Linked DNA regions of Homo sapiens: region 1 is linked to region 2. A link is a loop called in an ENCODE intact Hi-C map of the cell type or tissue named here. Cell type or tissue: B cell. All regions are shown on one strand. Each heading gives the region's core, and the rest is flanking DNA. Links, peaks and the distances in the headings are about the cores only.

Region 1 (15,930 bases), core at 3,429-11,428, 96 kb after region 2:
TCCAGAAAGGATCTGGCAGTTGGGCCCAAATTCCCTCATGGCAGCCATCAGCTAGAGCTATGTAAATAAAGATTGTCCTCTGCTCACCAGTGTTTTGTTTATGTTTGTTTTAAGCTAGCTAAACTGACTGGCGCTTATGAGTGATTTGAGTTTGGTGTTCCCTGGCATACAGCACAAAATATTTAGGTGAGTGTAAGGGGGTGAGCAGGGATCAGATTATTCTGGTTTTCCAAGCCAGGTTAAAGAGTTTGAACTTGATATTTTGAGTAATGATGCCTTTGAAGTGTTTTTAGAGGGGAGTGACATGATTCAGTTTGCATTTTAAGACTGATAACTCTATAACAGGCACAGTGACACACGCTTGTAATCCCAGCTACTAGCAAGGCTAAGGCAAGAAGATCACTTGAGCCCAGGAGTTCGAGACCAGCCTGGGCAACACAGGGAGATTCTGTCTCTAAATAAAAAAGAAAAAGACAGGCCGGGCGCAGTGGCTCACGCTTGTAGTCCCAGCACTTTGGGAGGCTGAGGCGGATGGATCACCTGAGGTCAGCAGTTTGAGACCAGCCTGGCCAACATGGTGAAACCCCATCTCTACTAAAAATACAAAAATTAGCCGGGAGTGGTGGTGGGAGCCTGTAATCCCAGCTACTCGGGAGGCTGGGGCAAGAGAATTGCTTGAATCTGGGAGGCGGAGGTTGCAGTGAGCCAAGATTGTGCCATTGCACTGCAGCTGGGTGACAAGAGTGAAAGTCGGTGAAAAAAAGAAAAAAAAAATAGAGAGACAGAAAGAAACAGGGAGAGGGAGGGAGAGAGAGAAAGACAAAGAAGGAAGGAAGAAAGGAAGGAAAGAAGAGAGAAAAGAAAAAAAAAGAAAGAGAGACAGAAAACTCTGCCTGTAGTATTCAGCATAAATTAACAATGGTTAAGAAGGAGGCTAGTATACCAGTTAGGAGATTGTTGCCAGAATCCAAGTCAAAAAAAGTGGTAGCCCAGGATGGAAGTGGACAGATTTGACAGATAATACATTGGTGGTAGTTTCAAGAGAAGTTGAATGTAGCGGATGAAAAAAGAAGAATCAAAGATGATTCTTGCCTGGTGTGGTGTGGTGGCTCATGCCTGTAACCCTGGCGCTTTGGGAAGCCAAGGCCAGCAGATCACCTGAGGTCAGGAGTTTGAGACTAGCCTGGCCAACATGGTGAAACCCTATCTCTACTAAAAATACAAAAATTAGCCGGGCGTGGTCGCGGGTGCCTGTAATCCCAGCTACTCAGGAGTCTGAGACGGGAGAATCGCTGAACTTGGGCAGCAGAAGTTGCAATGAGCCGAGATCGTGCCATTACACTCCAGCCTGGGTGACAGAGTGAGACTCTGTCTCGAAAAAAAAACAAAGATGATACCCTGGCTTCGATCTTGAACAACTAGGTGGTTGGTGCTGAGAATAGGAAACCCGGGAAAGAAGGACATAGGAAAAATAGGGTAGTAGATGCAATCAATATTATGGAGGCATAATGAGAGAGATTGGCAATGGATTGAAACAGGAAGGCAAAAAAGGACAGAGTTTAAAATGACACTTAGGTTTTCAGCCTGAGTGGATGTTGGTATCATTAACAAAAATAATGAAAGAGAACTTTTGGAAGTTAAGTGGAATTTGAGTGCTTCTAGGCTCTCAACAACAAATTGTTGAGTCCAGTTGAATTTGAAGTGCCTTTAGGGTTTGTGGGTGGAGCAGACTGAGAAGCTATTTGAACTGTGAATCTGGAGCTCAGAACTAAGATCAAAATGGAGTTTGTGCAGTCATCTGTGTAGAAGGGATAGCCAGACCAAAGTTTTGATGACATTAGGAAGAGAGTAAAGGGCTTAGTATAGTAAAAAAACAACTTGGTATTTGGAGCTAAGTCTTTTTTCTTTCACTGTGGGTGTTTTGGTTTGCCTTTTTAGAAACAGGGTCTCACTGTGTTTGCCCAGGCTGGCCTTGAACTCCTGGGCTCAAGTGATCCTTACATCTTAGATTCCTGAGCAGCTGGGACTACGGTGCATGCCACTGCATCTGGCTTCACTATGGCTGTTTTTGATAAAACAGTATCTGTCGTTCAGTCTTATTATGCCTCATTAAATTAAGTGAGGATTAAATGAGAGAGTCAAAGTACCCAGAGCCAGATCTCTGGATTCCTTCCAGTTTACCAGCTGTGTAACCCCAGGCAAATTACTTAACCTCTCTCTTCTATAGTTTCCTCCCTGTGAAATAAGGATAATAATAGTATGAATTTTTTATTTTTATTTTTTCTTTGTGATGTAGTTTCACTCTGTTGCCCAGGCTGGAGTGCAGTGGCATGACCTAAGCTCACTGCAACCTCTGCCTCCTGGATTTAAGCGATGCTTTGCCTCAGCCTCCCGAGTAGCTGGGTTTACAGGCGCCCGCCACCACACTCAGCTAATTTTTTATATTTTTAGTAGAGATGGGGTTTTACCATGTTAGCCAGACTGGTCTCGAACTCCTGACTTCAAGTGATCTGCCCCGCTCAGCCTCTCAAAGTGCTGGGATTACAGGCGTGAGCCACTGTGCCTGGCTATGAACTTTTTTTTGTTTGTTTGCTTGTTTTTTGAGACAGAGTCTCGCTCTGTCGCCCAGGCTGGAGTGCAGTGGCACAATCTGGGCTCACTGCAACCTCTGCCTCCTAAGTTCAAGTGATTCTCATGCTGCAGCCTCCTGAGTAGCTGGGATTACAGGAGCCTGCCACCACGCCCAGCTAATTTTTGTATTTTTTGCAGAGATGGGATTTCGCCATGTTGGCCAGACTGGTTTGAAACTCCTGGCCTCAAGCAATCCTCCCACCTCGGCCTCCCAAAATGCTGGGATTATAGGCGTGAGCCACCGCACCTGGCCATGAACTTTAAAAGGTGTTTTTTTGTTTTGTTTTGTTTTTCAGAGATGGGGTCTTAGGAATCTGAACACATTCTGGCCTGGAGAGATTGCCCAATAACTTATTTTATTTTATTTATTTATTTATTTATTTATTTATTTGAGATGGAGTCTCGCTTTGTTGCCCAGGCTGGAACGCAGTGGCATGATCTCAGCTCAATGCAGCCTCTGCCTCCGAGTTCAAGCAATTCTCCTGCCTCAGCCTCCTGAGTAGCTGGGATTCCAGGCACCTGCCATGACGCCCGGCTAATTTTTGTATTTTTATTGGAGATGGGGTTTCGCTGTGTTGGCCAGGGTGGTCTTGAACTCCTGGCCTCAGGTGAGCCACCCACCTCGGCCTCCCAAAGTGCTGGGATTACAGGTGTGAGCCACTGCGCCTGGCCCCGATAATTATTTTAAAAAAGAGAAAAAGACAGGGTCTCACTATGTTGTCCAGGCTAGCCTTGAAGTCCTAGGCTCAAGCGATCCTCCAGGGCTTAGATCTTTAAAAGGTTGTTGTAAGAATCATATGAGATAGCGTTTAAAGTGCCTGAAAGAGTGACTGTCACAGAGGAAACAATAAATGTTGGCTGTGTATTGAAAATGCTTTATAAACTGCAGAAAATATGGCAGGTTCTCAAATAACATCACTTCGCTCAGCATCATTTAGTTATAACGTTGAGGAGAAAAATAACTGATTCCTGGCATGGCCACTATCTGTATGGTGTTTGCATATTCTCCCCATGTCTGTGTAGGTTTTCTCCGGGTACTCCATTTTTCTCCCACATCCCAAAGATGTGCATGTGAGGTGAGTTGGCATGTTTCCATGGTCCTAGTCTGAGCAAGTGTGGATATGGGTGTGAGTGCACCCTGTGATGGAATGGCGTCCTGTCCAAGGTTGGTTCCTTGTGTTGAGCTGCGGGACAGGCTCTGGCCACCCTTGGAAATGAATGATTGAATTCAAATTATTGTCAAGTAAAAATTCATAAAGTAGACAATAATCATACAGATGCACAACAATAAAAGATGTGATACAGAAACACTCAGCGAGCCTGCCATATTTGTTATTGTTCGTTTTTGAACTGCATGATGGTAGAAGGTTCTCCTTGCAATTTTAACTTTGCATACATTTATTATTTGATTTAACCCACCACCACAACAACCGCCATCACTCACTGATTCACCAAAAATTGGGTAAATAATAATGTATATATTTTTTGAGACGGGGTCTTGCTCTGTTGCCCAGACTGTAGTGCAGTGGCAAGATCACAGCTCACTGCAGCCTGGACTTCCCTGGGCTCAGGTGATCCTCCCACCTTAGCCTCTTGAGTAGTTAGGACTATAGGCAAGTGCCACCACAGCCAGCTAATTTTTTATATTTTTGTAGAGACAGGGTTTCACCACGTTGCCCAGGCTGGTCTCAAACTCCTGGGTTCAAGTGATCCACCTGCCTCAGCCTCCCGAAGTACTGGGATTTTAGGCATGAGCCACTGCACCCAGCCCAATAATGATCTTCCTTATTTTTATAAATATTTCTTAAATATAGAGATATTTCGCCGGGCAAGGTGGCTCATGCCTGTAATCCCAGCACTTTGGGAGGCCGAGGCGGGTGGATCACGAGGTCAGGAGATCGAGACCATCCTGGCTAACATGGTGAAACCCCATCTCTACTAAATGTACAAAAAATTAGCCAGGTGTGATGGCGGGCGCCTGTAGTCCCAGCTACTTGGGAGGCTGAGGCAGGAGAATGGTGTGAACCTGGGAGACAGAGCTTGCAGTGAGCCGAGATCGCGCCACTGCACTCCAGCCTGGGCGACAGAGCGAGACTCCGTCTCAAAAAAAAAAAAAAAAAAGGGATATTTCACATTTATTTCAGTATTTGATGTTTGAAGTGTTTTGGGTCTTTATTTAGAATTTTAGTGATGTTTTTGTGACAGAAATATGCTGTAGGAGCTTAAGTTCTTGTTTATATCAATTAGCCTATGGTAAAATTGGTTTCTTTATACATTGTTTTGCCTATAGTCACAATTTCCAAGAACCTGTGGATGACATTAAGTGAGGACTTTTGTTGTATTGGTAATTAGAGAGGCAGAGGGTCATGTTTGAAGAAGACCTACCTTTAAGGGATGGGAGGAAAAGGAAATAATTTTAAAAAGGGAAGGAGGAGTCAGAATGTTGGGATAACCAGGAAATTAGCTTGTCAAGGAAGTGTTAGTGGGGAGGATGTGATCAAAATTGTTGATGTGATGACTTATAAAGGATTTCCCATCTGTTTCAGTTTTCATTAGATACCCTTTTTTCGTGAACTCTTGGAGCCATTTTGTCCATAATTTTATAATACGTATATATACATATATATTTTTTTTAATTTATTTTTTTGAGAGGAAGTTTCACTCTTGTTGCCCAGGATGGAGTGCAGTGGCACAATCTCAGCTCACTGCAACCTCCACCTCCCAGGTTCAAGCGATTCTCCTGTCTCAGCCTCCTGAGTAGTTGGGATTACAGGTGCATGCCACCACGTCCAGCTAATTTTTGTATTTTTAGTAGAGACCAGATTTCATCATATTGGTCAGGATGGTCTCGAACTTCTAACCTCAGGTGATCCACCCGCCTCAGCCTCCCAAAGTGCTGGGATTACAGGCGTGAGCCACTGCACTCGGCCAGTTTTATATAATAATAAGTAATAATTTTGTAGGCCGGGCGCAGTGGCTCATGCCTGTAATCCAGCACTTTGGGAGGCCGAGGAGGGCGGATCACCTGAGGTCAGGAGTTCGAGACCATCCTGACCAACATGGTAAAACCCCATCTCTACTAAAAATACAAAAATTAGCCAGCGTCGTGGTGGGCGCCTGTAATCCCAACTACTCGGGAGGCTGAGGCAGGAGAATCGCTTGAACCCAGGAGGCGAAGGTTGCAGTGAGTCGAGATCATGCCATTGCACTCCAGCCTGGGTGACAGAGTGAGACTCCGCCTCAAAACAAACAAACAAACAAAAAAAAACGAAAAAAAAGGTCGGGCTTGGTGGCTCATGCCTGTAATCTCAGCACTTTGGAAGGCCGAGGCGGGCGGATCACGAGGTCAGGAGATCAAGACCATCCTAGCTAACACGGTGAAACCCTGTCTCTACTAAAAATACAAAAAAAATTAGCCGGGCGTGGTGGTGGGCGTCTGTAGTCCCAGCTACTTGGAAGGCTGAGGCAGGAGAATGGCGTGAAGCCGGGAGGCGGAGCTTGCAGTGAGCCGAGATTGCGCCACTGCACTCTAGCCTGGGAGACAGAGCGAGACTCCGTCTCAAAAAAAAAAAGTAATAATTTTGTAAAGCACCTTACAGTTTACAAAGAGATTTAACAACCTCTTCCAATTCTCTCAACTTCCCTGTGTGGTCTATGTTGTCCCTGTTTAGTAAATGAGGAAATGGAGGTTCAAGAGACAGTAACTTGCCTAAGCAACAGAGCTTGAGCTGCTGTAGGTCTTCTGATACTCTGTCTCCTTTGATAATCTTGTTTGCCTAGTTAGATTGTAAATTTCTTGAAGCCTGAATCTAACCAGTTATTTCTTTTTATTCTTTATAGCACCTAGCTCCATGCTGCGCAGGAAATATAAATATTCAAACTAGATTGACTGGACTGGCCGTGGTCAAAAATAACTTGCCCTTTCTCCCTTCTGCCCTCTAGCGCCCTCACAAAGCCAATGCTGAGGAGATGACCAAGTACCACAGCGATGACTACATTAAATTCTTGCGCTCCATCCGTCCAGATAACATGTCGGAGTACAGCAAGCAGATGCAGAGATGTAAGTCCATTCTGTTCCCTCACACTCTGAAGCCGCCAGTTGCATCTCCCTTTCCACTGTAGAGGCCCATTCTGCCGTCCTCGCACCTCCCATTCAGTGGACACCTGATTTCCCCTACCTCCTAAAGGTGCCAGAGTGCTTTTTCCCCTCAAGTCGGATTTTTCATGTTTCCTGATTTGTAAACGATAGAGGTAGTACTTTTTCTGGTTATGTTCACAACACTGTCCCAAGAGTACTGTAATTATTGTAGTGGAAAAAGCACTGACCTGGGACGGGGAGACAATAGATACAGTAAAATTTAACTCTAACTCTCAGCTGAGTGGGCAAGTCACTTCCCCTCAGATTCTTCTTTTGTAAAGTGGGCTGGGCCACATGATCTCTGATTTCTGTCCAACTGTAACTGTTTTGACTTAGTGGGTATTAATTGAGAATTTAGAGGCCACTCAGGACAGATTCTAGATGGTGTAATCTTTGAGATGAGGTGATGCTGCCCCTGATCCCTTGGACTTGAACTTCAGAGCAGGTCCCATCTTGGAAGCCACGCTTAGTTTGTAGGAATCGTGGGAATTATTTTAGCTGTGAGGGGGAAAAAAAAAGTATTCAAATTTGGGACAAAACTATCATACCTGACTTCCCCCTTGTGTTATTTTAGAAATTATCTCTTAGCACCTAAGACTTCATATAGTATAACAGCACTGTCCAGAAGAAGTTTTGATTAACTTATGACAGCTTATATGGAAGTGTCAGAAAATATGCGGCACTTGTTTGTTGCTGCTGACCACAAGGTAGTCTTACTCCCAAGGAAGAAAGTTATTTATAACTATTATTACAACTAATAATAACTGTACAGTGGTATTGATGGCAGAACCACAGAGACCTTCCTTGAAGCATTAAGCTTCTTTGCTACCGACAACTCCAGGAGCTGCCAGCTGCTGTGAGTGAGGTGTTTGCTCTCTGAATTGCAGGGTCTTATTTCCCTCCAAGATGAGGCAAATTCATGCCTTTCCTGTAGATGGCTTTAGAGGTTTCCATAACCCATTTAGGCCAAGGATCAGGCTCTACTCTCAGCACAGTGGGCTCTCACTAGAGGAGCAACTTGCTATTAAAGTAAGAAAATAAGCTTTCATGTCTTAGTTTGAATCCTTGGTTTCCTAGCCCCTCTGGTGTTATTTCCCGCCCCTGCCACTTTTTTTTGAGACAGAGTTTCGCTCTTGTTGCCCAGGCTGGAGTGCAATGGGGCGATCTCTACTCACCACAACCTCCGTCTCCCGGCTTCAAGCGATTATCCTGCCTCAGCCTCCTGAGTAGCTGGGATTACAGGGATGTGCCACCACGCCCGGCTAATTTTGTATTTTTAGGTTTCTCCATGTTAGTCAGGCTGGTCTCAAACTCCCGACCTCAGGTGATATGCCAGCCTCGGCTTCCCCAAGTGCTGGGATTATAGGCCTGAGCCACTGTGCCCGACCTGTTTTCCCTCTTTAAGAGGAAGACAGGACAGGCACAGCGGTTCATGCCTGTAATCCTAGCACTTTGGGAGCCCAAGGTGGGAGGATTGCTTGAGCCCAGCCAGGAGTTTGAGACCAGCCTGGGCAACATAGTGAGACCCTCATCTCTACAAAAAAATAAAAAAATTAGCTGGGCATGGCGGTGCACACCTGTGGTCCCAGCTACTCAGGAGGTTGAGGAGGGAGGATCTTTTGAGCCTGGAAGGTCGAGGCTGCAGTGAGCCATGATTGTACTACTGCACTCCAGCCTGGGCAACAGAGCGAGACCAAAAAAAAAAAGACATTAGTGCCTATTTCATAGTCAAGGATGGGGGAATAAGTGAAGATAATATATTTAAATATATATAATATGTCTACCCTCAATGAATTGCTTTTGCTATTTTTGCTATTGCATAATCACTTTTGCTATTATGACTTACTATTTTTATTATTTACAAACTTATCAAGGCAGACAAAATGCTATGCCCTGAGGAGTGTGCAGGTTCTGCTCTGGTGCGCCAATTTTTCCGAATCCAGCATTCTAAAGTTGTACATTAAAAAATTCAGTCTGGCTGGGTGTGGTGGCTTACGCCTGTAATCCCAGCAGTTTGGGAGGCTGAGGCAAGCAGATCACCTGGGGTCGGGAGTTTGAGACCAGCCTGGCCAACATAGTGAAACCCCATCTCTACTAAAAATACAAAAATTAGCTTGGTTTGGTGGTACATGCCTGTAATTCCAGCTACTCAGGAGGCTGAGGCAGGAGAATTGCTTGAACCCAGGAGGCAGAGGTTGCAGTGAGCCAAGATCGCGCCACTGCACTCCAGCCTGGGCGACAGAGCGAGACTCCGTCTCAAAAAAAAAAAATTCAGTCTGGGTGCCTATAGTCTCAGCTACTTAGGAGGCTGAAGCAGGAAGATTTCTTGAGCCCAGGAGTTCAAGGCCAGTCTGGGTAATATAGTGAGACCTGGTCTCTAAAAAAAATTTTTCTAATTAAAATAATTAGGTCTTGGATTTTTCTGTCATCAGAAATGGGGGCAGGAAGAATAAGCCTCTCTAAGAACTTCAGAGTACCTCACTGAGTTGATTTGTAGGGTTATGGAGGGTCAGAGTAGACAGAGACTTTAGATGTCACTTAACACAGTGCTTTATAACCTGGGGTATCTACCAAGACAGTAATGAGCCCTTTTTAAAAAAAGAATTATTTTTATTTTTATTCTTGTTTTTAGAGATGGGGTCTTGCTTTGTCATCCAGGGTACAGTACAGTGGCAAGATCATAGCTCACTGCAGCCTCAAATTCCTTAATCCTTAACTTGCCCTTTTAGAATATGTACCAATATCTAACCTAGGCGCTGGACATGGTAGCATGCACCTGTAATGCCAGTGCTTTGAAGGGCAAGGCAGGAGGGATAGCTTGAGGCCAGGAGTTCAAGACCAGCCTGGGCAGCATAGTGAGACCCCCATCTCTTATTTTATCTTAAAAAAATAAAAATAAAAAATTAGTTGTGTATGGTGGCACATGCCTGTGATTCTGGCTACTCAGGAGCCTGAGGCAGGAGGATCCCTTGAGCCCAGTTCAGGGCTGCATTGAGGTATGGTCTCATTTCGCCACCACACTCCAGCCTGGGCAACATAGCAAGAACTCGTCTCAATAAAAAAAAAACACACATGGCCAGGCGTGGTGGCTCATGCCTGTAATCCCAGCACTTTGGGAGGCCGAGGTGGGCGGATCACGAGGTCAGTACATCGAGACACCATCCTGGCTAACACGGTGAAACCCCGTCTCCACTAAAAATTTACAAAAAATTAGCCGGACGTGGTGGCAGGCGCTTGTGGTCCCAGCTACTCGGGAGGCTGAGGCACCAGAATGGTGTGAACCCGACAGGCGGAGCTTGCAGTGAGCCGAGATCACGCCACTGTACTCCAGCTTGGGCGACAGAGCGAGACTCCTTCTCAAAAAGAAAAAAAAAAAAACCCACACACACACAAAAACATCCCACACACCTAATCTAGGAAGTTATGCTTATGATAAGATCGAGTAAATCAGGTTTCCTTGCTTGTGGCTGAAATGTAATAAACCCTTTCTGGTCACTTTGAGAGCCTTGACCAGAAGTTCTGACCTAATATTTAGCAAGTGAAAATGGGAACACAAATAAATGCATTTAGGGGGCTTTTGGTGAAAACATGATAAAAGGGATTGGTAAAAAATTGGGAGACATTCTCATCCATTTTACAGACATGTAAACTTTCCCAGTCACACAGCAAGGTGATGGTAGAATGCAGAATGGAACTCTAGTCCCCCAATTCTGTAGTTTTAAAAAATATAGTGTATATAAAATATTTTAGATACACAGGCCAGGCAGGGTAGCTCATGCCTGTAATCCCAGCACTTTGGGAGGCTGAGGCAGGTGGATCACTTGAGGCCAGGAGTTTGAGACCAGCCTGGCCAGCGTGGTGAAACCCTGTCTCCACCAAAAGTACAAAAATTAGCCATGTGTGGTGGTATATGCCTGTAATCCCAGCTACTCGGGAGGCTGAGGCATGAGAATTGTTTGAACCTGGAGGGCAGAGGTTGCAGTGAGCCAAGATCGCGCCACTGCACTCCAGCCTGGGCGACAGAGCAAGACTCCATCTCAAAAAAAAAAAAAAAAAAAAAAAACAGAAAAAGAAAAAAACATATTTTAGACACACACAAAAAGCATCAAAAAATAATATAATGCACTTTGGGAGGCCGAGGCGGGCAGATCACGAGGTCAGGAGATCAAGACCATCCTGGCTAACACAGTGAAACCCCATCTCTACTAAAAATACAAAAAATTAGCCGGGTGTGGTGGTGGGTGCCTGTAGTCCCAGCTACTTGGGAGGCTGAGGCAGGAGAATGGTGTGAACCCAGGAGGCGGAGCTTGCAGTGAGCTGACATTGCGCCACTGCACTCCAGGCTGGGCAACAGAGCAAGACTCTGTCTCAAAAAAAAAAAAATAATAATAATAATATAATGAACATCCATGTGTGCCCAATACCCAGCCTGAGAAAGAAAACATTATCAATACAGTTGATGCCCCCTTGGGCATCTTTCCTTGATCACATACCCTTTCTCTCCCACTCCCCCAGCCCCCCACCCCATTACCAGCACTGCCAAGGTATAAGCACTATCCTGAGGTTAGTGTTTAATCTTCCCATCTCTTTGCAATGAGCATTTGACTGCCTTCTCTGCCTACGTCTGCTTCCACCTCTCACCCAGTATTGCTTCCCTTTAGTCTAAAGCTAGTGTGAGAATGAGAAAAGCGTTTATAGCAGAAAGAGAGAAAACCCATGGAAAAGTCTTCCCTACCCTCACAGATTAGCTCACATGAGTATCTGCTCTTCCATTTGCCCCCTTTCCATCTCTAATCACATAGCTTATTGACTAGGAATAAAAGGGCTGGTCATTTGAGCTACATGTTGGTTTGGTGCCTGAAGAAAAATATTTTTTTTTTTCTCACGTCCAAAACACCCATTCCTTCCCATGGAGGCTCCATATCCCAAATAAGAGTATAAACAAAGCTTTGGAAACGCAGGCAGGCCAAACTCTGTGCAGGAGGAAGTGGCCAGAGAGGGAAATCAGTTGCCAATGGATAAACAGCCGGGGCCCAGGGACCAAAGTTCTTATTTACACAGCCTCCCAGTGTTTACCCAGGAAGTGAGGAAGAGACCCACCCGCTGCACACTCCCTCATGCAGCCATGCTTCTTCCTCAGAGCACCGGATCTTGGCACCCTCCAAGTTTAGTGCAGAACCAGAGCTGGTAACTCTTGTGGTTATTGTAGATCTTGAGCTTCAACTGTGTCTTGAGATTTTACCAGCACAATCCAAACTGAGCTCTTCTGCTCTCACCCCAGGGCTGCTCCTTCCTCTACTTTTGGAAATCTTGATAACAGTGGGTACAGTAGAAGGCTGGGCAAGAGAATAAGTATGCAGCCCCACACCTCCTGCCTCTGACTTCCTGTAGCTCATTGATGTCTCAGCAGTTACTTTTTTTTTTTTTTTCTCCTGAGATGGAGTCTCGCCCTGTCACCCAGGCTGGAATGCAGGGGTGCAATCTTGGCTCACTGCAACCTCCACGTTTTGGGTTCAAGTGATTCTCCTGCCTCAGCCTCCTGAGTAGCTGGGATTACAGGCACATGCCTGGCTAATTTTTGTATTTTTAGTAGAGACGGGGTTTCTCCATGTTGGCCAGGCTAGTCTTGAACTCGTGACCTCAAGTGATCCACCTGCCTTGGCCTCCCAAAGTGCTGGGATTACAGGTGTGAGCCACCGCGCCCGGCCAGTAGTTACCTTTTCTGTAAGAGGAGATTTGGAGCTATAAAGTTCCTCTAGGTCTGTGAGTCTACAGCCTCCAGGTGTGCTTTCCTTCCTGTTTTCATTTCATTTGCCTTATTGTTTGCATATGTTTCCACATTATGTACTACTTGGTACTTTTACCCCATTAGGCCCGAAATAACTTTACTCCACTTGTCACTGTGAATGTAGCAGTAAGACACTGGGCTACGGGAGTCAAGACACCGGGACCCTGATTCTGGTTCTGCTACTGCCTGGTTTTATAACCTTGGGCAAATCACTTAACTTCTCGGTATCTGTTTGTTCCTCCGCACAGTGGGGTTGATATCTGGCTTGTCCAGCTCATAGAGTTGTTGTGAGGATCAAATGAGGTTGTATATGTGAAAGGACTTGGAAAAGGGCCGGGATATATTTTCACAGGCTTTTAAGACAGACAGGCTGGCTGGGCACGGTGGCTTATGCCTGTAATCCCAGCACTTTGGGAGGCCGAGGCGGGCGGATCACAGGGTCAGGAGTTTGAGACCAGCCTGGCCAACATGGTGAAACCCCGTCTCTACTAAGAATGCGGAAATCAGCCAGGTGTGGTGGCAGGTACCTGTAATCCCAGCTACTCGGGAGGCTGAGGCAGGAGAATGGCTTGAAACTGGAGGGCAGAGATTACAGTGAGCCAAGATCACTTCACTATACTCCAGCCTGGGCAACAAGAGCAAAACTCCGTCTCAAAAAAAAAACAGACAAACCAAAGCTTGAGGCTTGCATACTGCTTCTGCCATTTACTAACAGCTCACCTCTCTGAACCTGTTTCCCTACTTATTTATTTATTTATTTTTTTGAGACAGGGTCTCACTCTTGTCTCGCCCAGGCTGGAGTGCAGTTGCGCGATCTCAGCTCACTGCAACCTCTGCCTCCCGGGTTCAAGTGGTTCTTGTGCCTCAGCCTCCCAAGTAGCCGGGATTACAGGCAGCTGCCACCACACCTGGCTAATTTTTATGTTTTTGGTAGAGATGGGGTTTCTCCATGTTGCCCAGGCTGGTCTTGAACTCCTGGCCTCAAGTGGTCCTCCTGCCTTAGCCTCCCGAAGTGCTGGGATTACAGGTGTGAGCCACTGTGCCAGGCCTTGTTTCCCTACTTATAAGATGGGACCAAATCTTACCTCAGAAGCTTGTGTGAAGATGAATGATCTCGGGTATTTAACGCATGTAGCGCAGTGTCTGGCGTGTTGTACGTGCGCAGTGAACGATAGTTCTCTGGGTCTCTGTTCTTGCCCCTTGTTTGTCAGCTGGCGTGAGGGCCAGAGGATAAGTTTTTCTCCCTCAAGAAACGAACCAACATTTTCCAAGTTGCTAACTGCTTCTCCATATTAGATTTTTGTTAATTTTCTGACCAGTGGGTGAGGTGGGATATCAGTTTTGCTTGTTATAGATAATGGGCTAAGACCAGGTGTGATGGCACATGCCTATTGGGAGGCCAAGGCAAGAAGACTGCATGAGGCCTAGGGAACATAGTGAGGCTCTGTCTCTAAAAAAAAAAAAAAGAAAAAAAAATTAGCTGGGTATAGTGGCATGCACCTGTAGTCCAAAGTACTTGGGAGACTGAGGTGGAAGGATTGCTTGAGCCCAGGAGGTGAGGGTCAAAGCTGCTGCACATGAGCCATGTTTGTGCCACTGCACTCCAGCATGGGCAACAGAGCAAGCCCCTGGCTCTAAAAAATAAAAAAATAATAATGGGCTAAAGCTCAAAGATGTTAAACAACTTGATGCAGTCATACAGCCAGGAAGTAGAGCCTGGACTAGAACCCACACCTCCTGAATTTAAATTCTGTGTTTTTTTCCATCAGCTCATAAATATGTAAACTAAAGGAAATTGTGGAAACTAACCTTTTGCTTATTTCTTTCAAGTCAACGTTGGTGAGGACTGTCCAGTATTCGATGGCCTGTTTGAGTTCTGTCAGTTGTCTACTGGTGGTTCTGTGGGTAAGGAATATTCATCTTCTCCCCAGGGGTAGACTGGGTTGTTCTAGTGAGGTCTGCCTTTTAGGCTGCTATCCTAGTTGGCTGATCTGAAACCATGTAGAATGGTCCTGTGGTTTTTACTGAAGTCTCTAAAATGGCTGGTGTAGTGTCTCACACCTGTAATCCCAGCACTTTGAGAGGCTGAGGAGGAGGATTGCTTGAGGTCAGGAGTTCAAGACCAGCCCAGGCAACATAGACCCTCCTGTCTATAAAAAAATAAAATAAGTAAAAACAATTAGCCGGGCATGGTGACTCGTGCCTGTAGTCCCAGCTACTCAGGAGGCTGAGGCTTAAACCCAGTAGGTTGAGGCTGCAGTGAGTCGTGGTCACACCACTACACTCTAGCCTGGGCAACAAAGCAAGACCCTGCCTCCAAAAAAAAAATTTAAAAAGCCTCTAAAATGTCCCTCTGGTTCAGTCCCAGCCCAGGTTCAATCTCTGACATGGTACTGACAGGTGTCCTTGACTGTCCTTTCCTACTAAGAGATCTTATGTACAGGCGTTCCCCGCAGACCTCCTGGGGTTGTTAAGATGCTGTACGTAAAAGCAATTTGTGAACTGCAAAGTGCTATAAAAATGGAAGTGTCATCATCTGTGAATCTGTCCTATGAAAAAGTATGGTAATTACCTTTAGAGGTCAGAAATACTCCTCATGTATCTCCCACTTCCATTTGCAACTTTTGGGTTATCTCCAGGATTACTCTAAACGCTTTCTTAACAAATATTTATTTTCCTGTGATCCCCCACCAATATAATCATTGTGTCCATCCCCGCTGCCCCACCAATATAATCACAGAAAACAAAGAAGTGCACAGAAAAAAACACAATCACCCACAGTCACAGGGTTGGTGGATAACCTCTGTTACCATGTTGGTGTTTGTATGGCCATTCTTTTGTGTGTGTGTTTATATCTGTGTCACACATATACAACATCTATATTTTACAAAAGTGGGTTATATACATATCACATATATATGGTTTTATGCCTGCATTTCCTACTTAACGAAATTGTCTGTAGTTTTCTACAGCTTGCTTTCTTGTGGCTCTATGATTATTCCATGTTGTGGATTTACTTGAGTTGATATAATCTGTCCCTCTTCTTGATAATTTGGATCAATCTATGCTTTTATTGCTGTTAAAATCAACACTGCAGCTGGACACGGTGGCACATGCCTGTAATCTCAGCACTTTGGGAGGCTGAAGAGGGTGGATCACCTGAGGTCAGGAGTTTGAGACCAGCCTGACCAACATGGTGAAACCCCATCTATACTAAAAAATACAAAAATTAGCCGGGCGTGGTGGTGTGTGCCTGTAATCCCAGCTACTTGGGAGGCTGAGGCAGGAGAATTGCTTGAACCTGGGAGGCGGAGGTTGCAGTGAGCCGAGATCGCGCCACTGCACTTCAGCCTGGGTGACAGAGTGAGACTCC
Region 2 (15,930 bases), core at 117-8,116:
CCAAAGGATGAGTAGAGAGTCAGGTAACACCAAGCACAGCCACCATTTATTAAGCACATACCATGGCCTAGGTGCTTTGTGTACATATCTCAGTTTTCACAACACTGCAAGAAGGGGATTATCACCATTTTGCGTAAAAGAAACAAAGGCTCAAAGAAGTCACATAAACTAAGGCAAGTTGAGGATTTAAACCAAGGCTTGCCTGACTCCAAAGCCTGCGCCGTTATTAAACTGTGGATATAGACAGAGCAGAACATCAGATGAAGCACATTTTGTTTCTGTTTCAGCCCAAGCTCAGGCCTTATGGAGTTAAAAATAAAAAGTGTCAGAAGGAAGGAGCAGGACCTGTTCAGGACATTGGGCTGGACCTGTGGTGTGGGTAGAGGGCATCATAGCCCAGGATCTGTTCCTTAATTTTGAAGTTCCAAGGGGCTGACTGCCAATAAGCAAACTTGAAAAAGAGTAATGGAGTTGGCTGGGTGCAGGGTGGCTCACGCCTGTAATCCCAGCACTTTGGGAGGCTGAGGCGGGCGGATCACCTGAGGTCAGGAGTTCAAGACCAGCTTGGCCAACATGGTGAAACCCCGTCTCTACTAAAAATACCAAAAATTAGCCAGGCATAGTGGCGGACGCCTGTAATCCCAGCTACTCAGGAGGCTGAGACAGGAGAATCGCTTGAACCCAGGAGGCAGAGGTTGCACTGAGCCAAGATCACACCACTGTACTCCAGCCTGAGAAACAAGAGTGAAACTCTGTCTCAAAAAAAAAAGAAAAAGACTAATGGAGTTAACTTAAAATTTGTTGAGGGTAGATCTCCTGTTAAGTGTTCTTATCACATCAAAAAAAGAGCCACAGCCAGGCGCAGTGGCTCATGCCTGTAATCCCAACATTTTGGAAGGCTGAGACGGGCGGATCACCTGAGGTTGGGAGTTAGAGACCAGCGTGACCAACATGGAGAAACCCCGTCTCTACTGAAAATACAAAATTAGGCTGGGTGTGGTGGCTCACGCCTGTAATCCCAGCACTTTGGGAGGCCGAGGCGGGTGGATCATTTGAGGTCAGGAGTTCAAGACCAGCCTGGCCAACATTGTGAAACCCCGTCTCTACTAAAAATACAAAAATTAGCCAGGCATGGTGGTGCATGCCTGTAGTCCCAGCTACTTGGGAGGCCGAGGCAGGAGAATTGCTTGAACCTGGTAGGCAGAGGTTGCAGTGACCAGAGATTGCACCACTGCACTCCAGCCTGGGTGACACAGCAAGGCTCCATCTCAAAAAACAAAAACAAAAGAACAAAATTAGCCAGGCGTGGTGGCACATGCCCATAATCCCAGCTAGTGGGGAGGCTAAGGAAGGAGAGTCACTTGAACCTGGGAGGCGGAGGTTGCAGTGAGCCAAGATCGCACCATTGCACTCCAGCTTGGGCAACAAGAGCGAAATGCCGTCTCAAAAAAAAAAAAAAAAAGCACCACATACACATAAAAAAGACCAATGGACGAATCAGCTGAGTTATCCATGGTAACAAGACTCAACTGCAGACCAGATGTTCACACTGGCTCCTCAGCAAATTCTTTCCCAGCACTCCCAGGGCTCGCCTGTGTGAGGCAAAGGAGCAAACTGTCCTGCTCCTCATCCCCTGGGAGGCCCCAGCATGGAGGCATTACCCATCTAAGAAATTGATACAACCCCACTTACAAAGAGCTGCTTTCTTTTTTGGTTGTTTTTCGTTTTTGTTGTTGTTGTTTTGAGACAGGGTCTCTCTCTGTTGCTCAGGCTGGAGTGCAGTGGTGAGGTCAAGGCTCACTGCAGCCTCAACCTCCTGAGCTCAAGCGATCCTCCCACCTCAGCCTCCTGAGCAGCTAGGACTACAGGCACACACCACCAAGCCCAGTTAATTTTCGTATTTTTGTTGTTGTTGTTGCCTAGGGTGATCTCTAGGCTCAGGTTATCTGCCCACCTCAGCCTCCAAAAGTGCTGGAATTATAGGCCTGAGCCACTGTGCCCTGCCCAGAGCTGCCTTCTTAAGTTTACATACCTTACAAGGAGTGTCATGGCTGCTAAGGTCTGGTTTGCAACAGTAGATGGAAGAAGGATGCAGCACGGTGCAGTGGAAAGTGAGGGCATTGGAGTGAGGCAGATCTGAGTTTCCCTTGCAATCTTGGTTAGGATATTCAAACACTCAACCTGTTTCCCCGCATGTAAAATAGGGGTCACAGTATACCATTTCTTTTGTTGGGTTGTCGTAAGATGAACTGTGATAATGCATGGATAGTCCCTGGCTGAAGTGGATGCTTCATAAATAGTTATTACTGTTCTGGTTATTAGAAAGGATGGATATTAAAGGATACAGGCAGAAAGGGTAATGAGATAAAAAGAACCTAAAACTGCAATTTGATTAAAACTTGGTGAATGGCTACCTGTAGTCAGCTGGTCAAGGGTTCAGCATTCTTCCACAGCAGTGAATGCATGAGGCCAGAGGTTTTCAAACTCTTTAAATAAGTGCATATTATTTCTTTCTTTCTGTTTTTGAGACAGAGTCTCGCTCTGTTGCCCAGGGACTGGAGTGCAGTGGCATGATCTCAGCTCACTGCAACCTCCGCCTCCCAGGTTCAAGCCATTCTCGCGCCTCAGCCTCCCAAGTAGCTGGGACTACAGGCACACACCACCACACCCAACTAATTTTGTTATTTTTAGTAGAGACGGGGTTTCAGCATGTTGGCCAGACTGGTCTCGAACTCCTGACCTCAAATGATCTGCCCTCCTTGGCCTCCCAAAGTGCTGGGATTACAGGCGTGAGTCACCATGCCCAGTCGAGCATAAACTTTTAATATATGGCTTCAAATCCTTCTGCACTGACATCCTGTGGGACTTGAGAGGTGAAATTGCACAAAGTTTTGCAACTTCATTTTCTAAGATAATCATATCTGCTTTACAGAGTCATGATTGGAATTAAATAATGTGTAAGACTAGTGCAGTATCTGACGTAGTAGAGGGCAGTCACAAATGTCAAGAGAAAGGAAATTTATGTATATGGAGCTCTGACTGTGTGCCAGGCACTCTCCTAGATGTTTCCCATTCATTAAATTTAATCCTCACAATGCTATGAAGCCAACTATATAAAACCAAGGCTCAAATGGGTGACTTGCTCATGGTCAGGTAGGTAGCACACAGTGGAAGCAAGAATGTGAAAGCCAGCACTTGGCACAGCAAAATGAACCTTCCTTCTTCCTCCGCTGGTCACACATGACTGCCAGGCTTCAAACCAACTCCAGTGCCTAGCAACATACTCATAACCAGCACACTGTGCCCCTCTTGTTCAGAGAAGAGGATAGTAAGAGGGAACTAGAGCTAGTCAGCCCTCTCTCACTGATGGGAATGAGGTGTTTCAAGCTCCACCCCGCCCCCCCCAATCACTCTTCCAGGTGGCCTCAAACACTAAGCAGAACAGTTCCAAGCCAGGACCCACCTGTCGATGCCAAGGTGAGGTAATAGAGAAGGGATCCACACTGGTTGAGGAGAAAGGGCATCAGGTACTGGAAAGAGGAGAAACCTGCAGTCAGTGTGATGGCCTGACTGAGCAGCACTGCCTTCTTTGAGCTCCTAGCGAATGTCTTTCCTTGGAGGGAGGCAGGGTTATAAGGACCCAGAGAACACTAATCCCTCTAAGGAGGATCCTTCCAGGGCAAAGAGGGAAACAGACTGAAGTCTGTGCCTTTGCTCAAACTACCCTCTCCCTCACCTCTGCTAGTTCCCATCCTGCAAGGCCTTGAAGCCAATGTCAGCCCCTCCAGGAAGCCTTCCCCAAGTCCTCCAGCTCCAGCCTTCCTCCTCTGAACTCCTCCCCTGCAGGGCCAATTTGAGCCCCAAGCCCTCCCTCTGGAAAGGCTCACAAATGTTGCCTTATGTAACTGAAGGAATCACAATAAAATGTGAATAATGGCAGCCATAGATTGAGCACTTACTATGTTCTAGGCCTAATGCTAAGTGCTCTACGTATCTCACCTAATTCCTGCAACTGACCTATCAGATGGTTATTATTATAATCGCCATTTACAGATGATGAAACTGAGGCTCAAGGACAACTGACTTTTCCGAGAATTTCTAGTGAGTAAGTGGTGGGGCTGACCCAGACCTGTTTGACTCCAAAGACCAAATTCTTGGCGGCAACTCCACCGAGAGAGGGGCCTTTCACAGAGACGCACCTCAGTATTCAAGAAGAGGGTCTTCATCTCCTGTAGCAACTGCTGGGCCCAGGTCGGCTCATGAACCCGCTGCAGGCCGGCGGAGGCCCGCTTCAGCAGCGGCTGCGTGCCACCCCACAGAGCGGCCACCAGCACCAGAGCCAACACCTGCCCTGAATGCAGACGAGTGAGTCACCCTGACCCCCACCCCAAACGGCCGCCCACCCCGCCCTCTCCTGGCCTTCTAGCCCCAGCTAGCCGCCCCCACTTCCCTCCTTCGCTCTCTTCGCCTCGGCTGCGACTGGCGGCTAAGGCAGGCCCAGGGAAGCTAGGGAGATGAATCCAGGAGTCCGGCCTCTGGGGTTGTAGCAGGGGTCGGGGTTAGAGGGTGGATGTGGAGCAGGAAATGAATTCGAGGCGAGGGTCGGGAAATCCATGGAAGGGCGGGGCCGGCTACCTACCCAGAGACGCCGCCATGGCAACGCCGCTGTCTTCTACTTCCGGGAACGAAGGGGCGGAGACCCATAATCCGGAAGTGACCTCGAAACCTTTTCCGGTCTTACTCACGTTGCGGCCTTCCTCGCGTCACAGCCGGGATGGTGAGTTTCAGAGTTAGGGGTATTGCAGTGGGGGTCCTGGGCTGAGGCTGGGGCCCAATTCCGAGCACTGACGTTACTGTCTTGTCCCCACAGAAGCCGATCCTACTGCAGGGCCATGAGCGGTCCATTACGCAGATTAAGTATAACCGCGAAGGAGACCTCCTCTTTACTGTGGCCAAGGACCCTGTGAGTGTTGGCTGGAGGGGGTCCGGGAGGGGCGGGATCCTTCTGCCAGGACGATGGGTGGACACGCCAGTTTTGCCGTTAGCGGGGAACCAAAGAGCAGCCCATTGTGAGAAGTAGGGAGAGGCCATGCCGGGGGTAGGTTGGCGAAAGTATTCTACCGGGAAAGGTGGGGAAGAACTCTATTGGCCGAGTGCGGTGGCTCACGCCTGTAATCCCAGCACTTTGAGAGGCCGAGGTGGGAGGGTCGCTTGAGCCCAGGAGTTGGAGACCAGCCTGAGCAACGTAGTAAGACCCATCTCTACACACAAAAAAATTAGCCTGACATGGTGGCCTCGCGCCTGTGGTCTCAGCTACTTCGGAGTCTGAAACGAGAGGATCGCTTGAGCGCGGTGAGCTGAGATCGTGCCACTGCACTCCAAGAAAAGCAAGAGACCACTGTGGAAAGGGGATAAAGATGAGGGTCAGCTTGCCCAGAGAACGGGATGCGACCTTTAGGGATAATCTAATCTTTCTACCAGGATAGGTGCAGGCTGTGTTATTCAGACACAGGGAACTTAATGAGGGTGTCTCTAGTCTCATTTTAAGTCAATCCCATCCTGCTACTCAATGCCAAACAATCCCTCATGATACTGCCTTTTGAGGCACCTGGCCATTTTATTTTATTTTTTCTTGAGACGGAGTCTCGCTCTGTCGCCTAGGCTGGAGTGCAGTGGCGCGATCTCGACTCACTGCAACCTCTGCCTCCCAGGTTCAAGCGATTCTCCTGCCTCAACCTCCCTAGTAGCTGGGACTACAGGCTCGTGCCACCATGCCCAGCTAATTTTTTGTATCTTTAGTAGAGATGGGGTTTCACCATGTTGGACAGGCTTGTCTTGAACTCCTGACCTCAGGTGATCCGCCTGCCTCGGCCTCCCAAAGTGCTAGGATTACAGGCATGAGTCACCACACCCGGCCTGGCCATTTTCAAGATGAGAAAACTGAAGTTCAGAGGAGAGAAGCACTGTATTTGAGATCATATAGTGAGACAGTGGCAGAGCAGGCACCAGAACCCAGACTTCCTTACTACCAGCTGCTCCCACTTGGATAAGACATCAGAGATACTGTTTTTCTGGACTGGAGCTCAACTTGGCCTTTTATTCTTTGGAGCCGTTGGGAGTCCCAGGAGAGCTGGAGCTAACAAATGAGGATGCCTTTACAAGCCGCCTGACTCCTCTGTTGCTTCCCTTCAGGAAGGGAGGAGAATCCAGGAGTTGGTCTTTTTACCAGCTCCCTGCTGTTTCCCAAGAAATAAACAGAAGAGGGCAGAATCAGCCTTGCTACAGGCTGCTGAGGGTTCCTGGGGCAAAATAGGAAGCCATTGCTCTTACTGGGATGTGTACTATCCTGTGGTTTGACTTTTCCAGATCGTCAATGTATGGTACTCTGTGAATGGTGAGAGGCTGGGCACCTACATGGGCCATACCGGAGCTGTGTGGTGTGTGGACGCTGACTGTATCCTTATTTTGGGTCTGAGTCCGTGTTGCTAGGGTCTGTCAGCGATGGAGAGGCTGAGTTGGGAGTTGGGAGTTGGGGGTGCTGTTGAGGGCCTAGAGAACGATACCTCCTACTCCCTGGTCTCTTCACTGACTGAGGAAACATTCAGGACAAATTCCAGTTCTGGATAAGGAGGTAAGAGGGGTAGAAAGGCTCTTTGGGGCTGAACAGGGAGATGATTCACTTGGCATCCCAAGAGGACAAGGGCTCGGGTGAACTTCGTCATATTTCTTAACAACTCTTCAGGGGACACCAAGCATGTCCTCACTGGCTCAGCTGACAACAGCTGTCGTCTCTGGGACTGTGAAACAGGTAAGCTGGGTTCATTCACCTTTTTAGCAAATATTGAGGACCTACAGTGTACCTGTTTGAGTAAACAGGTCCTAGGAAAATAGAGATGAAATCCATAGATAGTTTCCAGTCTAGGGAATAAGAGACAAGAAAGATAGATGAGAAAATACACGCCATGGTAGAGGAAGCATAGATTAAGTTTTCTTTTTTTTTTTTTTTTTCTTTTTCTTATTTTGGAGACAGAGTCTCACTGTCACCCAGGCTGGAGAGCAATGGCACTATCTCGGCTCACTGCAACCTCTGTCTCCCGGGTTCAAGGGATTCTCCTGTCTCAGCCAGCCCCAGTAGCTGGGATTATAGGCGCACGCCACCATGCTTGGCTGATTTTTTTTTTTGAGACAGATTCTCTCGCTGTGTCACCCAGGCTGGAGTGCAGTGGCACAATCTTGGCTTACTGCAACCTCCGCCTCCCAGGTTCAAGTGATTCTCCTGCCTCAGCCTCCCAAATAGCTGGGATTACAGACATGCGCCATCACACCTGGCTAATTTTTGTATTTTTAGTAGAGACAGGGTTTCACCATGTTGGCCAGACTGGTCTCAAACTCCAGACCTCAGGTAATCCACCCACCTCGGCCTTCCAAAGTGCTGGGATTACAGGCATGAGCCACTGCACCTGGCCACCAGCTAATTTTTGTATTTTTAGTAGAGACAGGGTTTCACCATGTTGGCCAGGCTGGTCTCGAACTCCTCAGCTCAAGTGATCCACCCGCCTTGGCCTCCCAAAGTGCTGAGATTACAGGCACAAGCCACTGTGCCCAGCCTAAGCTGTTCTGTTTAGTGCCAGGTCTATGCTGGGTACTGGGGACATGGAGGGAAATCAGATCAGGTCTTTGCTGTGGAGAAGCACAGTCTGAGGGAGAGACAGATATATTGCAGTCTACGTATGAGTAGTGCCACATTAGCAGGATGTCTGAGGAAAGAGTCTAGGTAAGAAGTTAAAATACTTGGCCAGGTGTGGTGGCTCACGCCTGTAATCCCAGCACTTTGGGAGGTTGAGGCAGGTGGATCACCTGAGGTCAGGAGTGCAAGACCAGCCTGGCCAACATGGTGAAACCCCGTCTATTAAAAATACAAAAATGAGCCAGGCATGGTGGTGGGCACCTGTAATCCCATCGACTCAGGAGGCTGAGGCAGAAGAATCGCTTGAAAGGTTGCAGTGAGCCGAGATCACACCATCGCACAGCAGCCTGCAGGACAAGAGCGAAACTCCATCTCAAAAAAAAAAAGGCCGGGCGCGGTGGCTCACACCTGTAATCCCAGCACTTTGGGAGGCTGAGGCGGGCGGATCACGGGTCAGGAGATCAAGACCATCCTGGCTAACACGGTGAAATCCCGTCTCTACTAAAAATACAAAAAATTAGCGGGGCATGGTGGCAGGCGCCTGTAGTCCCAGCTACTTGGGAGGCTGAGGCAGGAGAATGGCGTGAACCCGGGAGGCGGAGCTTGCAGTGAGAGCCGAGATTGCACCACTGCACTCCAGCCTGGGCAACAGAGTGAAACTGTCTCAAAAAAGAAAAAAAAAAAGAAAAGTTAAAATACTTTTTAAGTTTGGGTCACTGGAGCAAGACAAACAGTGAGATGTGATGGTAGCATTCTCTAGAATGTCCTCCCTGCAATTGCAATGGATGGTGTAGCCCAGACTTTGCCTGACTCCAGGAAAGCAGCTGGCCCTTCTCAAGACCAATTCGGCTGTCCGGACCTGCGGTTTTGACTTTGGGGGCAACATCATCATGTTCTCCACGGACAAGCAGATGGGCTACCAGTGCTTTGTGAGCTTTTTTGACCTGCGGGATCCGAGCCAGATTGGTGAGGGCTGGGAATAGGGCTGGGGTTGAGGTAAAGGGTACAGTTCTAGAGCCCAGGGCCTAACATCTACTGCCCCACACAGACAACAATGAGCCCTACATGAAGATCCCTTGCAATGACTCTAAAATCACCAGTGCTGTTTGGGGACCCCTGGGGGAGTGCATCATCGCTGGCCATGAGAGTGGAGAGCTCAACCAGTATAGTGCCAAGGTAAGAGGCCACATGGGGCCTGAGCCTACCAGAATAATTTTTTTTTTTTTTTTTAAGATAGAGTCTCTCTCTGTTGCCCAGGCTGGAGTGCAGTGGCGCCATCTCGGCTCACTGCGACCTCCACCTCCCTGGTTCAAGCAATTCCCCTGCCTTAGCCTCCCGAGTAGCTGGGATTACAGGTGCATGCCACCGCACCTGGCTAATTTTTTTTGTATTTTTAGTAGAGACAGGGTTTCACCATGTTGGTCAGTCTGGTCACGAACTCCTGACCTCAGGCAGTCCACCGCTCGTGGCTTTTTTTTTTTTTTTTTTTTTTTTTTGAGACAGAGTATCACCCTGTCACCCAGGCTGGAGTGCAGTGGTACGATCTCGGCTCACTGCAACCTCCACCTCCTGGGTTCAAGCCATTCTCCTGCCTCAGCCTCTTGAGTAGCTGGGACTATAGGCACCTGCCACCATGCCTGGGTAATTTTTGTATTTTTAGTAGAGATGGGGTTTCTCCATGTTGGCCAGGCTGGTCTTGAATCCTGACCTCCTGACCTCAGATGATCCACCTGCCTCGGGTCCTGGTGATAGCACACTAGTTCAGAACAAGGGCAGGGCTGTATGCTGTGGCTCACATCTGTAATCCCAGTGCCTTTGGGGGCCAAGGCAGGAGGATCTCTTGAGCCCAGGGGTTGGGGCTGCAGTGAGCTATGATTGCACCACTGCACTCCAGCCTGGGTGACAGTGAGACCCTGTCTCTAAAAAAAAAAAAAAAAAAAAAAAAGTTAATAAAAAATTTTAAAAAGAGCAGAGGTGAGATTCAAATGTAGATTTCACCACTTTCTAGCTGTGTGATCTTGGGCAATTTACATGACTTCTCTGACCCTGTTTATCTGTAAAATGTTTCAAGGATCAAATGATATCACATGTTTGAAAAACTTGTCACAAAGTACTCAGGACATGTTAATAAGGATCACAGGCCGGGTGTGGTGACTCACACTTGTAATCCCAACACTTTGGGAGGCTGTGGCAGGATTGCTTGAGACCCGGAGATTGAGATCAGCCTGGGCAATATAGGAAGACCCTGTCTCTACAAAAAAAAATTAAAAATTAGCTGGGTGTGGTGGAGTGTGCCTTTGGTCCCAGGTACTCAGGATGTTGAGGCTGAAAGATTGCTTGAGTCTGGGAGATTGAGGCTGCAGTGAGCCATGATTGTGCCACTGTACTCCAGCCTGGGTGATAGAACAAGACCCTGTCTCAAAAAAATAATTAAGGATCACAAATGAGCATTTCCTTGCCACCACTGAGTATAATGCCCTGTATAATGCTGAGTATAATGCTGAACTCCTAGAACAAAGAAGTAAATCAGATGCAGTCCCTTCCCCCATGGGGAGACAGACTTGCAAACAGCTAGCACCTGAGTCAGATTGTGAATTGTGCCACCATAGAGGTCTCAGCCAAGTGTGGAAGGTGCACTCTCCCAGGGAGGTGGCGTGTACATTAAACCCTGGAGAATAAATGGAGCTTCAAGCAGGAAGGAAAGAACATCCCACAGGCAAAAGGAACAGCAAAGGCAAAGGCACAGAGTTAAGAAAGTATGGAGTCTTCAGAAACCCTTGGGGTGTGGTCTTGGGGACAGAGGACGGGGAATAGATTTTAAACGTCCTTCAGTGTGAGGAGGTAAAGAGTTTTGACTTTCCTCCAGGCAGTAGGGAATCTTTAAAGGGTTATCAATGGCCAGATTTTCCTTCCAACAGCTTTTGCAGTTTATGTTTGGAGAGTGAACCTGAACTAGCCAATAGGCATAGGATGTACATTACTGGACAGAGTCAAGGGATATTTAGGGGTGACTGATAGGATAGAGGGGGTGAGGAAAACACAAAGTCCATGCTGTCTCAGCTTTCATTTGGGTGCTTGGGTTTCTGGGGAGCTGAGATTAGTAGGGATTGGGCCCATTCAGTGTCACTCTTCTTCCTTCCCTAGTCTGGAGAGGTGTTGGTGAATGTTAAGGAGCACTCCCGGCAGATCAACGACATCCAGTTATCCAGGGACATGACCATGTTTGTGACCGCGTCCAAGGACAACACAGCCAAGGTGAGCCTGGGCAGCGGTCTGGCAGGGCTGCTCCCTCCCTCCGGCTGCACAGCTCACCCTGCCCGACTTCCCCCAGGAAAGCTCTTTACAGATTTCCCCCCTGCCTTCTCTCTCCAGCTTTTTGACTCCACAACTCTTGAACATCAGAAGACTTTCCGGACAGAACGTCCTGTCAACTCAGCTGCCCTCTCCCCCAACTATGACCATGTAAGAGAACCCCACCTGCCTTCCTGCTGAAGCCTCAGGAAGCTTCCAAGTTCTAGATGCTTGTCCAGAAGTTGGGCTACAACATTGTGGGGGAAATGATGTCAGGCAGAGAGGAGATGCCCAGAGGAGTGACAAAGCTGGAAGGATTGAATAGCCCCAGGGCAGCCAGCAGGAGGTGGCAGAAGTGTCTGATCATCCCCTACCTTTGGTATCCTCCCATTGAGCCGTGTGAGATGTTAAAAATGTATATGGCAGCAGAAAAACACAAAATGGACTTGGTGTCCATTGGTCCCATCTAGAGTTTCTTCTTCCATTCAGGTGGTCCTGGGCGGTGGTCAGGAAGCCATGGATGTAACCACAACCTCCACCAGGATTGGCAAGTTTGAGGCCAGGTAAAGAAGAAGAGAGCTCTTCCAAATTAAAATCTCATGTGGTGTACCTTTTTTGTTTGTTTTTGTTTTTGAGATGGAGTCTCGCTCTGTCGCCTAGGCTGGAGCGCAGTGGCGTGATCTCTGCTCACTGCAAGCTCTGCCTCCCGGGTTGACGCCATTCTCCTGCCTCAGCGGCCCAGGCGCCCACCACCATGCCTGGCTAATTTTCTTTTTGTATTTTTAGTAGAGACGGGGTTTCACCGTGTTAGCAAGGATGGTCTCGATCTCCTGACCTCGTGATACGCCCGCCTCAGCCTCCCAAAGTGCTGGGATTACAGGCATGAGCCACCGTGCCCAGCCTTTTTTTTTTTTTTTTTTTTTGACACGGAGTCTTGCTCTGTCACCCAGGCTGGAGTGCAATGGCGCGATCTCTGCTCACTGCAACCTCTGCTTCCCGGGTTCAAGCAATTATCCTGCCTCTGCCTCCTGGGTGGCTGGGATTACAGGCACCCATGACCACGCCTGGCTAATTTTTGTATTTTTAGTAGAGACAGGATTTCACCATGTTTGCCAGGCTGGTCTTGAACTCCTGGCCTTAAGTAATCCGCCCACCTTGGCCTTCCAGAGTGCTGGGATTACAGGCATGAGCCACTGTGCCCAGCCTTCATTATATTTCTCTATGTCTAAATTTCCTCTACTGTATAATGAGACAATGACAATATACTTAACATAAAATTATGCAGATTAAATTATTCAGTTAATATTTATTAAGCTCTTTAAGCACTGCCCAGCACATAGTAGGCACTCTATAAGTATTAGTTATGTATTCAGGCAGACATCTGGGTCCAGTCTTCCCCATATAATAAAAAAGTTAAAAAAGTAAGAGACAGGGTCTCACTATGTTGCCCAGGCTGGCCTCGAACTCCTGGGCTCAAGCAATCCTCTGTCCTCAGCCTCCCAAAGTGCTGGGATTACAGGCGTGAACCATGGCACGCAGCCACCAATTTCCATCTTATTTTGTTCACATTCACTTCTTATCTCAATTTTTCTGCTTTATTATTATTATTTTTTGAGACAGGGTCTCACTCTGTTGCCCAGGCTGGAGTGCAGTGGCACCATCTCTGCTCACCGCAACCTCCTGGGCTCAAGCGATCCTTCTACCTCAGCTTCTGAGTAGCTGGGATTACAGGTACATGGCCACCGTCCCTGGCTGCTTTTTGTATTTTTAGTAGAGATGTTGGCCAGGCTGGTCTCAAACTCCTGGCCTCAAGTGATCCACCCGCCTCGGCCTCCCAAAGTGTTGGGATTACAGGCGTGAGCCACTGCGCCTCGGCTTCTGCTTTATTTTTTGTGATACAATTTGCATTTGAGGCCAGGTGTGGTGGCTCATGCCTGTAATCCCAGCACATTGGGAGGCTAAGGAAGGCGGCTTGAGGCCAGGAGTTCGTAACCAGCCTGGCCAACATGGTGAAACCCCATCTCTACTAAAAATACAAAAATTAGCCAGGCATCTGTAATCCCAACCACTCAGGAGGCTGAGGCAGGAGAATTGCTTGAACCCAGGAGGGGGAGGTTCCAGTGAACCGAGATTGCGCCACTGTACTCCACCCTGGGTGACAGAGTAAGACTCCATCTCAAAATAAATAAATAATAATAACAATTTGCATTTGGGGAGTGCCACCTCCAAAGTGTTTTGGAAGAAGATAGAAAGTGAATTAATTGTGTCCCTTTTCCTCCAGGTTCTTCCATTTGGCCTTTGAAGAAGAGTTTGGAAGAGTCAAGGGTCACTTTGGACCTATCAACAGTGTTGCCTTCCATCCTGATGGCAAGAGGTAGGGTACCAGTGAAGCAGCTGACCTAAGCCTGGGTTGGGTCTCTGCCTTTCCCAGAGTAAGCACCTGACTGGTGCCTGGCTATCTTTTTCCAGCTACAGCAGCGGCGGCGAAGATGGTTACGTCCGTATCCATTACTTCGACCCACAGTACTTCGAATTTGAGTTTGAGGCTTAAGAAGCTGGATCTCCTGCCGGGCGTGGTGGCTCATGCCTGTAATCCCACCACTTTTTTTTTAAGGCAGGCGGATCACCTGAGGTCAGGAGTTTAAGACCAGCCTGACCAACATGGAGAAACCTCGTCTCTACTAAAAATACAAAAATTAGCCAGGCATGGTGGCACACGCCTATAGTCCCAGCTACTCAGGAGGCTGAGGCAGGAGAATCACTTGAACCCAGGAGGCAGAGGTTGCAGTGAGCTGAGATCACGTCATTGCACTCCATCCTGAGCCACAAGAGCAAAACTCCGTCTCAAAAAAAAAAAAGAAGAAGGTGGATCTCCAACCAGGCCAGAGAAGATTCTCACAGAAGGTTTTGAACTCTAAGAAATAAATTGGTTTGGTAATAAATGGCTTCTGGTCAGATATTTTGTGGTGTCTGTTTCATCATTTTTCCTTTTCACTGACACCCCAGCAAGCTGATGCTGATCATGGAGACTTTTATTATTGAGACCTCCCTATACTTTGGACACTTCAAACTTAAGACCCTCAGTACTTTTGGCTAACCTGGGTTGCAGGCACCCTCATCCAAGGTGTAAAGGTCCTAAGGGGCCTGCAGAGGTTTCAGGAACATCTCAGCTGCTATCCAAGGAGCCAGTGCTTAGAATAGGGGCTCGGCTGAAGCAGTTGGCTGAGAGGCTTCTGTCTTCTCCCTTCCTGTCACTATTTGCCACACTCTTCCCCCATGCAGCTTCTGCAGGCTCAGGTGAGCAGGTCCAGCGCAGAAACAGGCCTGAGGAGGAGGAAGACAGGTCAGGACGCTGAGCAGAGGGGTAATACCCAGGGGAGAAGGTGTGGAGCTCACCTTGCCACAGCCGCAGGCTCTGGGGCTCCACAGATGGCCAAGGGATTGAGGAGGTAGAGTGGGTTCTGGAGTCTTTGTTGCTCTTTTGGCTGGTTGAGCCCAGACCACAGGGAGTGCATCTGAGTCCTCCCTTCACACGGCATCTGCAGAAAGGCAGGGAGTGAGTTTCCAGCCCCAGGTATGCCCTCTGGGAGTCTGGGTGGGCAGCCCTGGTTAGTAGGGTGACAGCCACTTTGGAGCAGTGATAACCTTTACTTTTCTCCTTTTTCTTGCAAACATTATTGCTAGTCAGATCTTGTACTAGGCACTAGAATAAAAGGGGAACAAGACAAAGTCCTACTTCTTAAGGAGTTCTATTTAAAGGGAGAAACCAATTTAGTTTTGCCTCAATGTCAGAGAAGGCTAATTAAGAATGTGATGTTTGAGCTGAGTCTCAACAGACCTAGCATACCCACTGTGCAAAGCAACAGCCAACATGGGGAGAACGGCATGAGCCAAAGAAAGAAGGCGGGAAAGGGCCCACTGTGAATATTGATAGGTCTGGACCCAGGAGCTTTTGAAAGAAAATTGATAACAATGAAGATGCAGAGAACAGTGAGGCGGCTGCCGGAGAGTCCAGATGGAAGAGACCAGTGTGGATGAAGACGGGGGGAGGGCCTTCTGGCAAGGGAGGACCAAACTCAGACAATTTTAGGAGAAAGACTAAAGATGAAGGATGGGGGAGAGGGAGGTAAATAGAGATGATCCAGGACTAGTGGGGTTAGTGAAGCAGGATGGGGTATAGAGGAAGACTGAGCAACAGAAGATAACTAAATCTGATCTTCACCCTGGAAAGGTGAACCCTCCCTCCCCGCATCTCTCAATCTCATAAGACAGCTGGCATCTGGGACTGATAGGCAGCATATGCAACAAGCCAACCAAATAATAAAAATACCACTTCTTTTATTTACTTATTTATTTATTTATTTATTTAATGGAGTCCCACCCTGTTGCCTAGGCTGGAATGCAATGGCATGATCTCGGCTCACTGCAACCTCTGCTTCCCAGGTGCAAGCAATTCTCATGCCTTAGCTTCCCAAGTGGCTGGGATTACAGGCATGTGCCAACACGCCCGGCTAATTATATTTTTTTGAGATGGAGTCTTGCTCTGACACCTAGGCTGGAGTGCAGTGGTGGGATCTTGGCTTACTGCAACCTCTGACTCCCAGGTTCAAGTGATTCTCCTGCCTCAGCCACCTGAGTAGCTGGGACTACAGGCGGGTGCCAACATGCCCGGCTAATTTTTTGTATTTTTAGTAGGCAGGGGGTTTCACCATGTTAGCCAGGGTGGTCTCGATCTCCTGACCTTGTGATCTGCCCACCTCAGCCTCCCAAAGTGCTGGGATTACAGGTGTGAGCCACCGTGCCAGGCCTAATTTTTTGTATTTTTAGTAGAGATGGGGTTTTACCATGTTGGCCAGGCTGGTCTCAAACTCCTGATCTCAGGTGACCTGCCTGCCTCAGCTCCCAAAGTGCTGGGATTACAGGCGTGAGCCACCGCGCCCGGCCAGATTATG

What was found. A loop is a pair of places that touch in the nucleus more often than their neighbours do. Peaks named below come from ENCODE experiments on the same cell type or tissue, not always from the same donor. Only the 100,000 strongest peaks of a DNase experiment are listed, where the experiment ranks them.
Region 1: it touches region 2 in a loop (6-fold over the local background); 41 of 110 quality-filtered maps call a loop at or near these places.

Annotation. Positions count from the first base shown.
Region 1 is chr1:32,310,092-32,326,021 of GRCh38, forward strand. It overlaps HDAC1 (histone deacetylase 1), which reads left to right. Exons shown (of 14, transcript NM_004964.3): 3 at 6,574-6,691; 4 at 14,388-14,462. Among named protein-coding and RNA genes, the nearest start is that of MARCKSL1, 18 kb to the right of the region's middle. In B cell, for the core only: a CTCF peak has its summit at 6,557 (motif pointing left); DNase peaks (open chromatin) are centred at 6,540, 6,930 and 10,100; H3K4me3 peaks cover 2,077 bases; H3K27ac peaks cover 5,395 bases.
Region 2 is chr1:32,217,668-32,233,597 of GRCh38, forward strand. It overlaps TMEM234 (transmembrane protein 234), which reads right to left and starts at 4,686. Exons shown (of 5, transcript NM_019118.5): 1 at 4,640-4,686; 2 at 4,200-4,351; 3 at 3,464-3,530. The coding sequence starts at 4,655. It overlaps EIF3I (eukaryotic translation initiation factor 3 subunit I), which reads left to right and starts at 4,740. Exons shown (of 11, transcript NM_003757.4): 1 at 4,740-4,777; 2 at 4,871-4,963; 3 at 6,367-6,454; 4 at 6,743-6,808; 5 at 8,504-8,653; 6 at 8,736-8,863; 7 at 10,832-10,942; 8 at 11,060-11,149; 9 at 11,468-11,541; 10 at 13,260-13,352; 11 at 13,448-13,937. The coding sequence starts at 4,775. The coding sequence ends at 13,529. It also overlaps the pseudogene MTMR9LP. RefSeq lists enhancers at 3,959-5,158, 4,435-5,068, 15,102-15,602. In B cell, for the core only: no CTCF peak of the experiment used is centred there; DNase peaks (open chromatin) are centred at 3,294 and 4,694; H3K4me3 peaks cover 2,123 bases; H3K27ac peaks cover 3,407 bases.